Regions from separate parts of the Homo sapiens genome. Here all the other regions are linked to region 1. Evidence: chromatin loops called from intact Hi-C (ENCODE). Cell type or tissue: IMR-90. All regions are shown on one strand.

Evidence for each region. Peaks named below come from ENCODE experiments on the same cell type or tissue, not always from the same donor. Only the 100,000 strongest peaks of a DNase experiment are listed, where the experiment ranks them.
Region 2: it touches region 1 in a loop (2.3-fold over the local background); 3 of 110 quality-filtered maps call a loop at or near these places.
Region 3: a loop joins it to region 1, with 14 times the contacts of the local background. A loop is called at or near these places in 14 of 110 quality-filtered maps.

Annotation. Positions count from the first base shown.
Region 1 is chr7:90,593,813-90,598,812 of GRCh38, forward strand. CDK14 (cyclin dependent kinase 14) reads left to right here and starts at 2,509. Exons shown (of 15, transcript NM_001287135.2): 1 at 2,509-2,906. The coding sequence starts at 2,816. RefSeq lists silencers at 2,117-2,316, 2,337-2,646, 2,837-3,036, 3,097-3,146. In IMR-90, a CTCF peak has its summit at 2,490 (motif pointing left); a DNase peak (open chromatin) is centred at 1,359; H3K4me3 peaks cover 3,018 bases; H3K27ac peaks cover 2,209 bases.
Region 2 is chr7:90,764,440-90,769,439 of GRCh38, forward strand. The region is part of intron 4 of CDK14 (cyclin dependent kinase 14); the gene reads left to right. Among named protein-coding and RNA genes, the nearest start is that of CDK14, 170 kb to the left of the region's middle. RefSeq lists enhancers at 271-842, 2,043-2,544, 2,545-3,044. In IMR-90, no CTCF peak of the experiment used is centred here; DNase peaks (open chromatin) are centred at 2,502 and 2,802; H3K27ac peaks cover 389 bases.
Region 3 is chr7:91,032,294-91,037,293 of GRCh38, forward strand. All of the region lies in intron 10 of CDK14 (cyclin dependent kinase 14), which reads left to right. Among named protein-coding and RNA genes, the nearest start is that of FZD1, 230 kb to the right of the region's middle. In IMR-90, a CTCF peak has its summit at 2,377 (motif pointing left); DNase peaks (open chromatin) are centred at 2,378 and 3,478; H3K27ac peaks cover 282 bases.

The DNA.
Region 1 (5,000 bases):
TGTAACTAGAGGAAGTTGTTCTGGAGTTGGGAGAGCTGAAGTTTTGAAGTGGGGTAGGGAAAAGGAAAATATTCATTATGTTTATATTAGTATTTTTATTATTATAAAAGTAAAGCATTCTTAGAACATTCAAACTATACTTAAAGGTATAAATTGCAAAGGGAAAAGTTCTCTCTGTTCTGGATATACAATCAACAGTTTTCTGTTCTTTTTTCCAGAAATATTCTATGCATATAGGAACACATAGATGTGTATACATTTTTTCCACAAATGGTTTAAAATATTAAACATGCTTTTCTCCCAAATTAGCCTGTACATATTCACACATCAGTACACACTGATCTCATTTAAGAAAATTGGTGCATACCTTTGTATGCTTTTACCATAATTTAAGAAGAAGCTGACTACTTTTTTTAAGTCAGAAATACTGGGAAGGGGAAGAGCATGGTGGTGGTGCACGCCTGTAATCCCAGAACTTTGGGAGGTCAAGGCGGGCGGATTGCTTGAGCTCAAGAGTAGGAGACCAGCGTCGGTAACATGATGAAACCCCGTTTCTACAAAAATTAGCCAGGCGTGGTGGTGCGCACCCGTAGTCCCAGCTATTTAGGAGGCTGAGGTGGGAGGATGGCTTGAGCCCAGGAGAGAAGGTTGCAGTCAGCCGAGATGGCGCCACTGCACTCCAGCCTGGGCGACAGGCCCTGTCTCGGAAAAAAAAAAAAAAATACTGCGAAGGTAAAATAAACATATATTTAACATATTATATATTTGAAACAGCCATTGTCACAGTGGATAACAGTCACAGGTGTATAATAGTGAAAGTTCGTTAAATTAATATTTCTTCGTGTTTGTTGACTCGTACAACCCATTAGTGTTTTGATTGGTTGCATTTGTCTTTTCATTCATAACTGCTGAAAACTTTCTCCCTAACTAACCTGAGGAAGTGGTAAAAGTCAAACTTTTTTCCGGTATGAGGCCACCCTTGGTGCTGTCTGTAATTATCTAGACATGGCAGCCAGGATCCAACAGCTTTGCGTTTTAACTCATATGGTCTTTCCTGGCGAATTCCTTGCCCCCCTCTGCTCCCCACTTAGCTTGACTTCCTGTCTTTTATCATCCGCAATCTATCAAGATCCTACAATGTGCTCAGTGTAGGGCGGAACAAATCACTGTTTTACCTCACAATTTAAGGAAGGCAGGGGGCTAGTTTTTAAGATAAAAATCTTTTAACAAAACATAAACTCCCCAAAATTTCCTACAAGCCAAACAGCATTGTCACACCCTCACAAGCTCTTATTACTTACACAGCCAAATGACTCAAGATTACTAACGTTTCTATTCATAAGGAGTTTGCTGGCCTCAGATCAACACAATCAAGCCCTCCCCCACCTTCCTTCTCTCTCCCCTGGGAGACTGACGTTTGGAACTCACGCCGCACCAGGTTTTTTCAGAATGAAGACGATGTGTGTTCGCTGCTGGAACTGTTTGTCCTGGGATTTTATAAACACCTCCCCCACTCCTTTTTAAAGTTCTGTTTTTGAGGTGGGGGAAAAGGAGGTCGGAATCTGTTTAGCCTTTAAATCTCCCAATTCAGAAATATATTCTAAGAATTTAATAGAAAAAGACCAAGGGCTGTGTCTGCTATTTACTGCAGAACTGGGTATTCCTATCAGAAATCACCTACATGTGTCACCAAGATCAGAGACAAGGATGAGGGAAACAGCATGATCCCTGCCTTCTGGAGGGTTACAGTTGAAGCTTCCGCTGCTTCTGCACTTGACCTCAAAACAAACAAAAAACCCACCGCAAACAACAACAAAAAAATCCAGGCCCACCTTTCCCCTTGGATCTTTCACTTGACAGCTTTCTCGGCCCAAAATAAGGCACCCTACATCTGAATGCATCCCTAAGGCCTTACCGCACCCAGTCCAGGAGGCAGTCCTGGCAGCTGCCCTCCACCGAACTCCGCGCTTTTTCACACACGCTCGTGGAAGGAGAAAACCGCTCAAACAACTGGACTCGGCCCGTTTCCTTTCGGTAACCTCCCCACAGCCCAACACGCTGTCCCCAGACGCTGCCCGCTCCCACCCCGGTCCCTTCGTGATCCTCCCGCGCGCGGGCGGGGCGGGGGAGGAGCGCGGGGGCGGCCGGGAGGGGCGCGGCCGGGAGGGGGCGCCGCCGGGGCGCGAGCCAGACACAGAGGGCCGCGGAGGACGCGGGAGGCGAGCGGGGAGCCGAGGTCGTGCTAGGATCCCGCGCCCAGGGGCCTTCGTCGAGGGAGGGGCGTGGCGGCGGCAGCAGGAGGGCAGCAGGAGCTGTCAGGCTGGCGGTTCCGCGCCGCGGCTCCTTCTGCGCTGCGCCCGCAACTCTGGGCTGAGAACTTCTCCCGCCGGCCCACTCGCCCTCGCCCCGCGCACTCGGCGCCAGGCGACTCCCGCACCTTGTACCCGGCCCGCCCCGCCTCCTCCTTCGGCCGCACCACTCCCCCTGCCGGCCGCGCTTCTCTCCGTTACAAAGGAGGGAAAATGAGCCGGGCGGCGGCGGCGCGGCGCGGGGCCACCACGGCGGCGGCGAGCGCGGCCGCCCCCGGCACCACGTAAACCGCCCCCGCCCGCCCAGCTGCGGCCCAGGCCGGAGCGGAGCCTGCCGTCCTCCGCCTGCCTGCTGCTCGCCTCCCTAGACCTGCGCGTCGCTTCCCGGCCCGCCGAGGAGGTGGTGGAGGAGGAGGCGCCGCTTTCCCCGCGGCGCGCGCCCTCGCCGTTGTCTGAGCTGTGCCTGGACCAGTTTGGGGAAGTTGTCGGGGCTCCGCGTCGCCCAGATGTGTGACCTCATTGAGCCGCAGCCGGCCGAGAAGATCGGCAAGATGAAGAAGTTGCGGAGAACTTTGTCGGAGAGTTTCAGTCGCATTGGTGAGTAGCGCGCTGCCCCCGGCCCCCCCAGCGCCCGCTCCCCTCGGCCTGCGCCCCCGCCGCGTTCCTGGCACCAGCCATGCAGCTGCCAGCGGGGCTGGCGTGGGGTGCGTTGTAGGCGGGGATCGAGGGCACAGTGCTAGGGACCCGGGGGAGGGCAAGGACGTAAAGGAAAGAGACCCCTCTTCCTCAGGATCTGGGGGTTCATTTGTAGATTCTCTCAAGCCTACAATATGGGTTCTCCCCTCCTCCGCCACTAGTGCTCGCCCTTTCGCGCGCGTGGGGGACGGGCGAGGGGACCCCTCGGCCCCCACCGCGCAAGGGGCTGCGCGGCTGCTTGGGCCACTTGTTATTTTTTGCGCACAGGCTTGGATATTGGGCGTTTAGTCAGTAATTTAGCTTTGGAAATTGGTGAAACGTTAGACTGTGCCCTGGTATTGTTTAACGTATCCAACCTAAAGGGAAGTGGGACAGTTACCTTGGGACCTATTGTTCGGTACTTCGGGTCCTGGAAAGCGAGATTTGGGTGTTCAGTCTCGAGGTCTCTGAATCTTCCCGCTGCTGGAGAGAAATGCGCGCTGTGGAGTTGTCTGGACATTTAGGAATGTCTCTCGAACTTGTTCCATTTAATAGAGCTCAGGGGCTGTTGTCTTTAAACCAAACAACAAACCAACTGACCAACAGTGTTTAGGACAGTGACGAATAAATGCATGTCACAGGTTGTAATAGGGTGACAGCAGTATCACGTGGAATGGGTTTGTTAGATTTTGAGTACTGGGCATAGAAAACCCCTTTTAACCTGAAGAGTTAGCTGCCTCCCCTACTGTCACAACTTTCACTAATAACATGTAACTGCCCTGAGCAAGAGAATGCTATAGACACAAAAGATAACCCCTGCGAGTCCCTAGGAAGCTGCCTAGTCTTTGTTTCACTTGTTTTAAATGTCATCCATGTTAACGAAAGTGTTAATGGAAATTAAACATAAAGGTACTTAATTCCTTAAAATAAAACCCTGGGATGCACATGAGTGTTACAGATATCCTTCCACCCATTCATTGTAAGATATGCAAACTTTCTTCAAGTGAGAGAGTACAATGGATCGAAATTTAGCCAAGTTTTTTTTTTTTTTTTTGTCTTTCGACTTAAAATTTTGTGTTGGTATGCAAAATCTTTCCCCAGATGACTGTAAAGTTATGGTATGAAACCAATCTTTAGTTTTATTTATTGCATGTATTGGATATTAATTTCACTCTTCAGAATTAGGGATACATGTGGAGAGTCCCTGCATTAAGATGAAGTTTGAAGCCAAGAAGAGTGTGAGAGAGGGAAATGTTGAGTCGTGTGCATTATTAACGAGGATGTTTCAACCCTGACCCAAACCGTCGCAGAGGCGGGTTCTGGAGTCCATTAAGCCGTGTTCTAAAACACATTAACTATATATTTACTAATGCTAATGATTCTGCTGGAGCCCCTCCAGTTTTGTGTTAAATAATTCATTGCAATTGAGTCTCAGTAAGAAACCAAGGACATTAATCTAAAAGTTCCTTATATTTAAATAATTTCAAGGTTTTGATCGACAATCAGTAAAATTTGGATTAAGTACAGTGCTGGCAAATGGGGGTATTATAGTTAATTGGATTTTCTAGCTTACTGAGATTTAGTGATGTGAAACTCCTTTTGAATCCAACTCTTGTTAAAATGTCTTCTAAGAGCTGGTGGATTTTATATCCTCCCTTTAGGACACAGAATGCAGTGCAGTGAGCACAGCTGATTATTTCTTGTATTGATGGAAAATATGATTCTGAATCGTAGATCTCATTATGGAGTATTGTAATAGGAGATATTGAAGTGATTATAGTTGTATACCAAGCCAACGACATTCAAAGTAGCATTACAGAAACAAAATCTGTATCTTCTTATTTTCTTGATGTTTTATATTGTATTTGCAAAATTAAAACCAGTGAACTCATTCTGATTATCTAAGGATTTTTTTTTTTTTTTTTTGAGACGGAGTCTCGCTCTGTCGCCCAGGCTGGAGTGCAGTGGCGGGATCTCGGCTCACTGCAAGCTCCGCCTCCCGGGTTCACGCCATTC
Region 2 (5,000 bases), 170 kb after region 1:
TTAGTCAAATGCTCCCAGTCTATTTAGCACTGGCTCATACAAAGGAAGTATACTGTACTACTAGTAGGAATTGTAACAATGGAGAGATGGCAGGTACCTTAAAAATCTAGGATTGCAATTTGCATAGAGTAATTCAGTGCAAGATTGTATGGTAGACACTGTTGATGTTGGGGAGATGATCTGACAGAAAGGAAATTATTTTAAAGATTTCAGGCGTAAGACTTTTTTTTATGCTTAATGGTTGATTCTTGAGCAAATATGTTTTCCCTTCCTTCTAGAGTTCTGAGGAAACAGACATAACATTTGCCTGTATAAACAAATTCTTTGAATTTTTAAAAGATATCTGTCTCTAGTTCAGAAGGGTCTCTTTGGGATTGCTGTGTTTTTAACTATCTCTGTTTTCAGGGACTTAATGATCCTAGAGATCTGCAAGCATTGTCTGAGCTGAGGGAAAATTGTAAACATCAGGCACTTTGGTTAATAGTTGAAAGACCTGTTGTAACCCAACAGAGAATAAGGTAGAAGTCATTCCTAATTGGCCTGATGGGTGAGACAGGAGAGTGAATTCTCATGCAGCTTAGCAGTCAGCATAGGTATTGAAAGACAAGCCCCTGGGGAAGCAAGAGAGGAACCAAGGGCTTTTGTTGTATGTCTCATCAAACCTCTTAGGAGAAAGAAGAGGGAAATTGAGATATTGAGAAACCAAACAAGTAGTGTTACAAATGAGGCCTACTGGGAGTCCCAAAGGAAGCCAGATTCCTAATGAGAAAGCAATGGTCTAGGTTAAACAGTGACTTTTTTATTAAAAAAAGTTATTTTTTTTTTACTACTTGTTCTTGAGAAAGTTTCATGGCTAAGTGCTGGAGAGTTGAGGGCACCTGGAACTGTGCCCAAAGCAGAGCATAAAGGATTATTAAATTAAAAGAATGTGTATCATCTCAGTGAAACAGAAGGGATGAAATAACAGACCACCAATATTTAGAGCTGGGCAAAGAGAGAAGTGAAGAACAGAGGAGAGATTGTCTAGAGAGGTGGCGAGAAAACCAGCAAAGTACCAAGGAAGAAAGAGAGTTTCAAAGAGCATGGACGATGATGTCAGATATTCAGAAAAGTCAAATCAATGAATCCTGAAAGTAATTTATTACATTTTACAACTAGGAAGGTTTTTTTTTTTTTTAAGAATGTTAAGGGACTGGTGGGGATGGATACTAATTATTTTGTGTTGAAGAGAGAATGGGGGATGAAAAAATGTAGGGTAAAATACATATAAGCTACTCTTTTTAGCAGTGAGGCAGGGAAAGAAAAGAGAACTAGAAGAAAGGGGAGAAGTGTTTTGTGTTGTTTCAGTTTTAAACTAAATGGGGAATAATCGAGTATGTATATAGACTATGACAAAGGAGTCAGTAGAAAGAGAAAAAGTTATTAAGGAAACACTTGAAGTATATTCTTGATGGAGAAATCTGAGGAGCTCTATTTTCTCTGTCACTTGAACTTTATTTCATATGCTCCATGTAATTGGTCTTCCTGTTTCTTTTTCTAATAATGTGTAGATATGAAATAGCTCTTTTTATTGTCGGCTTCATCTCATTTAGGATCTAGACGTATAAGAAAATTATCCTTCTTAAATATCTTTTATTTTTATTCATGTTCTTTTGAAATTCAGGTACATCATGGAACTCTCTGTGTAGCACATTTGTTTTTCTTCTTTGCTCCATTTTCTTCATTGATACTAGTTGTGATTTTTTTTAATGACATCTCTTTTTTTGTGAATTTTCTTCCTTGATACCACTTCTCTCTTTGTAATTTAGAGTTATGAAATAAAGCTACTATTTATTGAACACTCCATTTTTTTCACCTGTGAAAACAGGGTTAATAATAGAATTGATTTCATACAGCTGTGAAGAATGTATGTAAGCAAATACATTTAGTGTTTAGAACATTGTCTCACATAAATGTTCAATGAATATCAGCTACTTCTTTTTCGTTTCTTATAACAATCCTAGAAGAGATTTGAGATAATACAATTTCCCTTATTTTACGGGTGAAGAAACTGAGACCCATAAAGTTTGAGTAATTTGCCTACAATCACACAGCTAAGTTCCAGGGCCAGAATTCAGATCCAGTTAGTCCAACTCCAGAGCTGAGTTCTTAACTTTTACCATTTTTTGTAAAACTTCAAAATCTGCTTTCTTGAAATCTATTCTTACCCTACCCTTCTGTCATGCCATGACTATGCCAATTGTAAGGTCCAGGGTCAGGTTTGAGCCCCAGCCGAGGTCCGAGGGGAGTGGGTAGATGGGCAGATAGCTGAAAGAACACTCGGGGGGCCATAGGCAGGGGAATATGGTTTTATTCAGCAGCTCTCTCATCAACAGCTCTCTCACACTGTCCGCCTTTATCTTGGTTGTCTGCTCCGGCTCCACAGCTCCTCTCAGCAGCCAGCTCTGCCGCTCTGGCTGCTCCCACACACAGCTGCACGGCCAGCTCTCCCTTGCCTGCAGTGTCAGCAGCTTAACTCCTTCCCTCTGGGCATGAGTGTGAGCCATGTCGAGCCATGTAGTACCCTGGCTCCCCTCTGTCCATCTGCAAGATGGACAACTCCGGTACTCTCTTTTTCTCTAGGTGCAATAGCCAAGCCATGCCATGCCATACTGACCCATGCTAAACCAAGCCCCCCATGCACAGTGTCAGCAGGGCAATTATACCTTTAACAGACAATAAATAATGGCTTACAGCCAAGTATGAACTTACACAAACAGGTTATTTAACAAGTGGAGTATGTGCCTGCATCCTAAACTCACTGAGTCATGCAGGCCTGGATGTCTGCCTTGGCCTATTTCTTGACCAAAGCACATCCATGTACCTTATACCTTCCTTGTTAATAATTAACTGTAGGGTACATAGCCAATTTCTTGCATAATTCTCTTATTTTCCCTCTGTATCCATGCTGTTTTTTCTCTCTAGTCATTTATTATTAATATTCTCCACTGTTCTAGTCAATTCCACAGTGAAATCATAGCTATTTTCCCCCCTTGTTTCACCTAAGTGATTTGTGAGTTTTGGTATAGTAGGTGCCTGCATGAAATAGAGCGCTCACTGCTCACCTTCCCTTTCTATCAGATAGATTTATTTTGGACAAGGTTTTCTATTCCTTTGCTGCCTTCTCATGTGGACTTCAGCCCAAGATTTGATGGGCTCCATTTCTCTTACTACCTTTTTATTCATTGCCATATAAGCATATGACAAACATAACTCCTGACTCGCCAGCACCTTTCAACCCTTTTATTCTTCTCACAAATAACATAGGAACTAATATTATAGTAAGAACTATACCTGAAAAAATAAAATTTTTTCTAATACGTTTTTGAGTAAATCAGAATCTGAGCCCTCTTGAGCCTCCACCTGAGGTATATCCCCAGCTCTTGCTGTGAATGTAGTTAAGTTTTCAAAATTGAGTTGGGGAGACATTGATTCTCTCAACCTGTTGTGTCCTTTGAAACTCTTGCCAATTTTTCATTATCTTTGTTCTCATGTTTTTAGTCACTTCCTTGTACATTCATATCTACGTAGGTATATTTATATTGTTTACACGTATTTATTCACATAAACTGTCAGATACAACTTTCTTAAATTGCTAATCACTGTTGTGATGATTGATGTGACCTAGACTAACTTACCATTGACCCTCTGTTAAAAAAGGGCTCGTTTAATTAGTAAGACCTGGAGAGAACCACTGTATTTAAGGTTATTTCATCCAATAAACGTGGTTTTGTAGAGGATGTTTATAGTTGTAAATGTAATTATTGTAGCTGGCGCAGCCAGATCTCTATTTAGAGATAATATTAGGAGACACTTAATGATCAGCATGTATAGTTATGTTTCTCTTTCTACTTTTCAAAAACTTTTCCTGGATTTATATATATTTGTGCACATGTGTGTGAGTGTGGGTGTGTGTATATTACAAAGAAAGTTCAGAGAGGTAGCAGCGATTATTTTTGAAAGTTGGAGAAAGCAGAGTTGGCAGGATGAATGATGGCCCTGTGTTTACGTATGTCATTGGTAACAGCTGCACTGAAAAGTTGGGCGTCTCAGTTTCTCATCTGCCACTTTCTTACTGTACTTCAGAGTTGGAGCCATTCCATTATCTGAAATGAGTGAATTGTCCTCTTTTTTCGAATATCCGATATAATTTGTATTTTCTTTTTAGTCACTCAAAATTGGTGATTTTTATAGTATACCGATTGGATGCATATTTGACAACTAAGCAATTGTGTTCTCTCACTTAGATTCAAAATCTGTGAGTTCAGCTGACTAATTAGTGGTCTGGATTTTTAAAATCATGGTAAAACGAAGACAATAAATGATATGTTTCCTTTAAAAATTTGTGTATTTGAAAACAAAGATAAAATGAAAGGTAATCCTATGTATTATAAGCAGACTAAGTTGCTTATCTACCATGGACACAGGACATTACTTTTATAGTGTCGATTTTTGATAGTAATTTTTATATAGCTACATTCCAGGCTTTTTTGAACAAAAGAGTTAATGTTAAGAGGCAAATGGTAGACAGTTACTAATCAGTGATTAAAACCTTTGTTTGCAGATATTTTACATACAAAAATTTAGACATTTATATTCAATTTACCTAATTTACAGATATGCTACTCTTAAAACACTTCTTTTTATAAGCTAATATATTATACAAGCCAAAGTCCTATTTATTTTCTGGGCTAGCATTTGTATCTAAGGTGCTATTATGGAAGGATGACTACTGATTTCCCATCTGTTTCAGTTGGAGAAGAGTCATGCCAATTGTATTCATTGCTCATTTTGGGTGAAAACTGAGCACATATCTAACTGCTTTTGAGTATATGTTGCCCCTGAAGCTAGGTAGTTTATTCTTCTAACACTCATTTTCAACTTAAGTGAAAAGCATATCAGAATGCTTTTTATTAGTGACTGTAAGGATTGACACACACACAAAGGAGAAACATTTAGGA
Region 3 (5,000 bases), 440 kb after region 1:
GTATAAACTATCCTTGTTGAGTATCATTTACAAATAATATCTTGTAAATGGTAATTTTACTCTGTAGTAGGTTAAATAATGGATACCCAAAGATAGTAAGTCCTTACACCTGGAACCTATAATCCAACCTTATTTGGAAAAATGGGTCTTTGCAGGTGGGATTAAGTTGAGGGTCGTGAAATGGGGTAATTATCGTTGAGTATCCAGGTAAGCCATAAGTTCAGTCATTGATGTTCTTATAAAAGAGAGGCAGAAGGAGATTTGACACAGAAGAGAAAGCAGTGTGAAGAGGGAGGCAGAAATTGGAGTGATGCATCCACAAGCCAAGTAATGCCAGCACCCACCAGAAGCTGGAGGAGGCAAGAAACTGCTTCTCCCCTAAACCCCCCAGAGGGGACAAGGCCCTACTAACATCTTAGTTTCAGCCCATTGAAAACAAGTTTGGCTTCAGGCTCCAGAACTGTGAGAGAGCACATTTCTCGTTTTAAGCCACCAAGTTTGTGTTGTTACAGCAGTCACGGGAAATCAATACATTCATATTAACATATTTTTGAAGATAATATAATTTTCTAAAACACAATTGAGGATGTCAAGCTTTTGAAGTGTTCTGAATCAATTCAATAACTTTGTCGTATTTAATTTTGATGTAACTGAAATGAATATTTAAATTAAAATTTTAAAGCACTACATTTTTCAGGGTAAAGGTTGACAATCAGCACACATTACAGAACAACAAGATGGTGAGCAATTTGGGCATGCCTATGTATCATTTTGACATACGCGTGAGGATTTTCATTGGCCTCAAGTTTGCAGCTGAAGTAAAAGCATCGTGGATGAATTGAGCATTTTTATTATTATGTCCTGCCAGCTTCCAGAAATGATTCAAAACCTCTTGGAGCTACCTAATCTATAAGGCTGTTAAAGGTAGAAGAGCAGGTGCCTAGAGGTGAGCTGTGACTTGCAGAGTGCCAAGCCAGTTTTCCATGCAGTCTTTATCATCAGTGGTAGCTCCTGACACCACAGAACTTGAAATTGCCCTCAACCCTTCCTTTACAAATGCTATTTTAAAGAATAATCTTACATAGGCACTCCAGATGAAGGTGGACCTGTGACCATAACTTCCTCTCCTCTATTCGTGCTTTTTAGGTCGAAAAGTCCAATTAGAATGCATCTTTTAAAGCAGTACTTCTCAAACTTCAGTATGCTTGTAAACCACCTGGGGTTCTTCATGAGCTGTAGATTCTGATTCAGCAGGGAGTGGGACCTGAGCTTCTGCAGGTGGTGGTGATGCTGCTAGTTCATGGACCACACTTTGAGCAGCAGGGCTGTAGCATCTAGTGCTCCTGCTTACAGGTTTCTCCCTGTTTTTCCCTATTTTGAGGCACAGTTTCAGGCAGTCAGGCTGGTTCTGCTGCATTTGCTTGGCAACATCACCTCCCTCCAGCCTCTGCAGCTTCCACCCTTGGGCTGCTGCACGTGCACGTACATTTCCACTGCTGTGGCTCCCACAGTGCACAGTTGGGGACTGAGTCTGAAGCTGTGTCACAATAACATCACTCAGTCTGAAAAGAGAGAAAAGTTGTTGAGATGAGAGTGAAATCCATAAGGGAATCAGGGTTTAGAGAGACAGGGAATATAAAAACAGTAGGAGAACAGGGAGAGGGAAAAGCATGAAAATTTAGTTGGGGAAAAACATTTGAAATGTGCTACTTTCACTGCAGAATTTTCCAGGCACTAAGAGCATTTTCTGGAGTAATTTTAGATTTATTTATTTGTTATCCTCGACTTTCTTTAGCAGCCACCTGCTTGTTGTGTTCATTCATCCACCAATCTTTTGTGACCTTCTGTATACAGGCTGAAAACTTTTTTTAAAAAAATCTCTGAACTGTATAACTAAGTGCTGCAGCCTCTGAGAGACTGTCTAGTTAAATTGGGCCAGACAGTGGTCCCAACCGGGCTGATGTTAGAATCACTGAGGAGGTTTAGAAAATTCTGCATATCTTGCTGCACCTTGGACCAGTTAAATAGGAATTTAGGGGATAGGTCACAGTCATTCGCACTTTTTTCTTTTTCTTTTTTTTTAATCAGTATTTTAAAATATTCCTTAGATGATTCCTGTGTCCAGCCAAGCACCACTAAATGAGACAGTAACCTTCTAGCAGGTGAATTGAACTCATTTTTTAAAAACCCCTAAGAGCTGTTTTTCTGTGTGTGTGTTGCTTCCTATATAAACCTTTGCAATGTTGAAAACTCTACATAATATTTTGGAAACACCCTCTCCTTCAATCCATCACCTGCAGCCAAGCAGCTGATTAAATATTGAAGCTGCTTTCTGAAGCCCTGGCAGCTTTTCATTTTCTCAGTCCAGTGGCTCCCCCTGCTGTCTTTACCAGGTAGAGTTCACTTCTCTACAGAACCTCACTACAGATTCTGCTGCTCCGCAAAACACAACCCAGAATCATAGTATTTTAAGGAAGATTTTCTAATCCCACATCAAGCCTGTATGTTACTGCCAAAAATGAACATTCAGAATACTCTAATCTCTTACCTAGTGGTAGTTTAGGTAAGGCCTAGGGAATGATGGAAGAAAGGAACTATATATATGTAAATAGATAAACTCACACCTGTGTACACACACACACACATACACATACACACACACACACACACACACACACACACACATTGATAGCTTATCTGGCTACCAGAAAAATATTCTGTTAGCCATGTGATTGTGCTGGTTCCCTGCAAAATAATTAGCATTGACACTGTAGAAAGTGGGGAAGGAAAGCTTTCATGACTAACTTCTCTGCCCTCCTTCATCTAATTATACCCTTCCTTATCAACCCACTTCTCCCTGTCTACCCTCTAAGCTGTAATTGCAGCCACATAAAAACAAAAGTAAATATATGGGCATCTGTGTGACCTCATCTTGTCACCCAGACTCTGTTGTATATTACCTCAGGATTAAACTAGTGCACTGTGTCTATGGAGGCAGAATTTGATCCTTATTTTGTCTGAATGCAAAATGCAACCTTAATTCTGCCTAAACCTCATAAAGGTGCTGATTCCATTTTACACAGCTTTTATCGTTAGAATGCCCTTCTTTGCTGTATATCAATATCTTTACCCCATTGGTCCTTGTTGTCATGTGGCTCCGCATAAGTCAGTCTCCCATTCACAATGTAGCACTTAATCTATTCAAAGCGATATCCCAAAACATTTTTTTCTCAACAGCATTTCCAGTCAGCCCAATGGGACATGGGGCACACCCCTCCCCCCACCCCCAACCTTTCTGAATACACTCCACAGAGGACCGTTTATTTTTGTCCCTTGTCACATGTAGCATCTGGTACTGGCACAGCAATCCAGATGTGTTCTGACTAGTATATCATATGATTAAATGATTACATCTGTATGAATTGTTTATTGCTGCATAACATTAACAAAAATGTAGTGACTAAGGCACATTTATCATCTCTCAGTTTCTGTGGGTTGGGATTCCTGGCATGACTTAGCTAGGCCCTCTGCTTCATGGTCTTTTTTTTTTTTTTTTTTTTTGAGACGGAGTCTCGCTCTGTCGCCCAGGCCGGACTGCGGACTGCAGTGGCGCAATCTCGGCTCACTGCAAGCTCTGCTTCCCGGGTTCACGCCATTCTCCTGCCTCAGCCTCCCGAGTAGCTGGGACTACAGGCGCCTGCCACCGCACCCGGCTAATTTTTTGTATTTTTAGTAGAGACGGGGTTTCACCTTGTTAGCCAGGATGGTCTCGATCTCCTGACCTCGTGATCCACCCGCCTCGGCCTCCCAAAGTGCTGGGATTATAGGCGTGAGCCACTGCGCCCAGCTGCTTCATGGTCTTAAAAGGCTGTAATCAAGGTATCAGCTGGGGCAGCAGTCTGACATGAGGGTCGGCTGGAGCTCATGTGGTTCTTGGCAACACTCAGTTTCTTGCAGGCTGTGGAACTAAGGACTCAGGTTCTTGCTGGCTGTTGGCTGAAGCCACCCCCAGTTCCTTGCCTTCAGGCCTTCCCAACGTGGCTGCTTGCTTCCTCAAAGCCAGCAAGGGAGCAAGTCCACTAGCACAATGGCTGTTATCATTGTACACAATATACAGTTGACCTGTGAACAACACAACTTTGGAATTCACAAGTCCACTTAGATGTGGATTTTTTTTCAATTAAAGTTATACCAAATGTGCCTGTCTCTCCTGCCTCCCCTTCTGTCACCTCCATGTCTTCCACATCTGCCCCCCTTGAGATAGCAGGACCAAGCCCTCTTCCTCCTCCTCAGCCTACTCAACATGAAGATAAAGATGAAGACCTTTATGTTTCACTTCCACTTAATAATTAGTAACTACATTTTTCTTCCTCTTGATTTTCCTAATATTCTTTTTTTCTAGCTTACTTTATTGTAAGGATATAGTATATAATAAATATAACATATATATAGTTGGTAAGACTTCTGTTCAACAGTAGGCTATTAGTAGTTAAGTTTTGGGAGAGCCAAGAGTTTTATGGGAATTTTTGACTGTGCATGGGGTTGGTGCCCCAACCCCTGCATTGTTCAAGGGCCAGTTGTAATCTCAGAAGTGATATCTCATCACTTTTGCCATATTCTGTTGGTTAGAAGTTCCTGCTCCCACCCACACTGAAGGCGAAGGTTGTGAACAGCAGGAGGTGGGAATCACAGGGGTGAGCTTAGAGTCAACCCTCCTAATCTCTTTTGACTTCTAGTAGGTGATCTTATAGAAGTTTTTATTCAGCTAAAAACCACAAGTCTTTTTTTATGCAGCTTGCTGCATGCCACCTGTTCCCATCTTGAACGATCAATTAATAGAATCTAAGTACTGGACTTTATGTTTATAGCTATCACATTTTCCTGGTGTTAGGTTCAGCCAGTTGTTCATGCCTTATTAAATATTTTTGAATCCTGGTTCAGCCATCAGAATACTACACATCCCTTCTATTTCACGTCATCTGAAAAATGTAAGACATCCC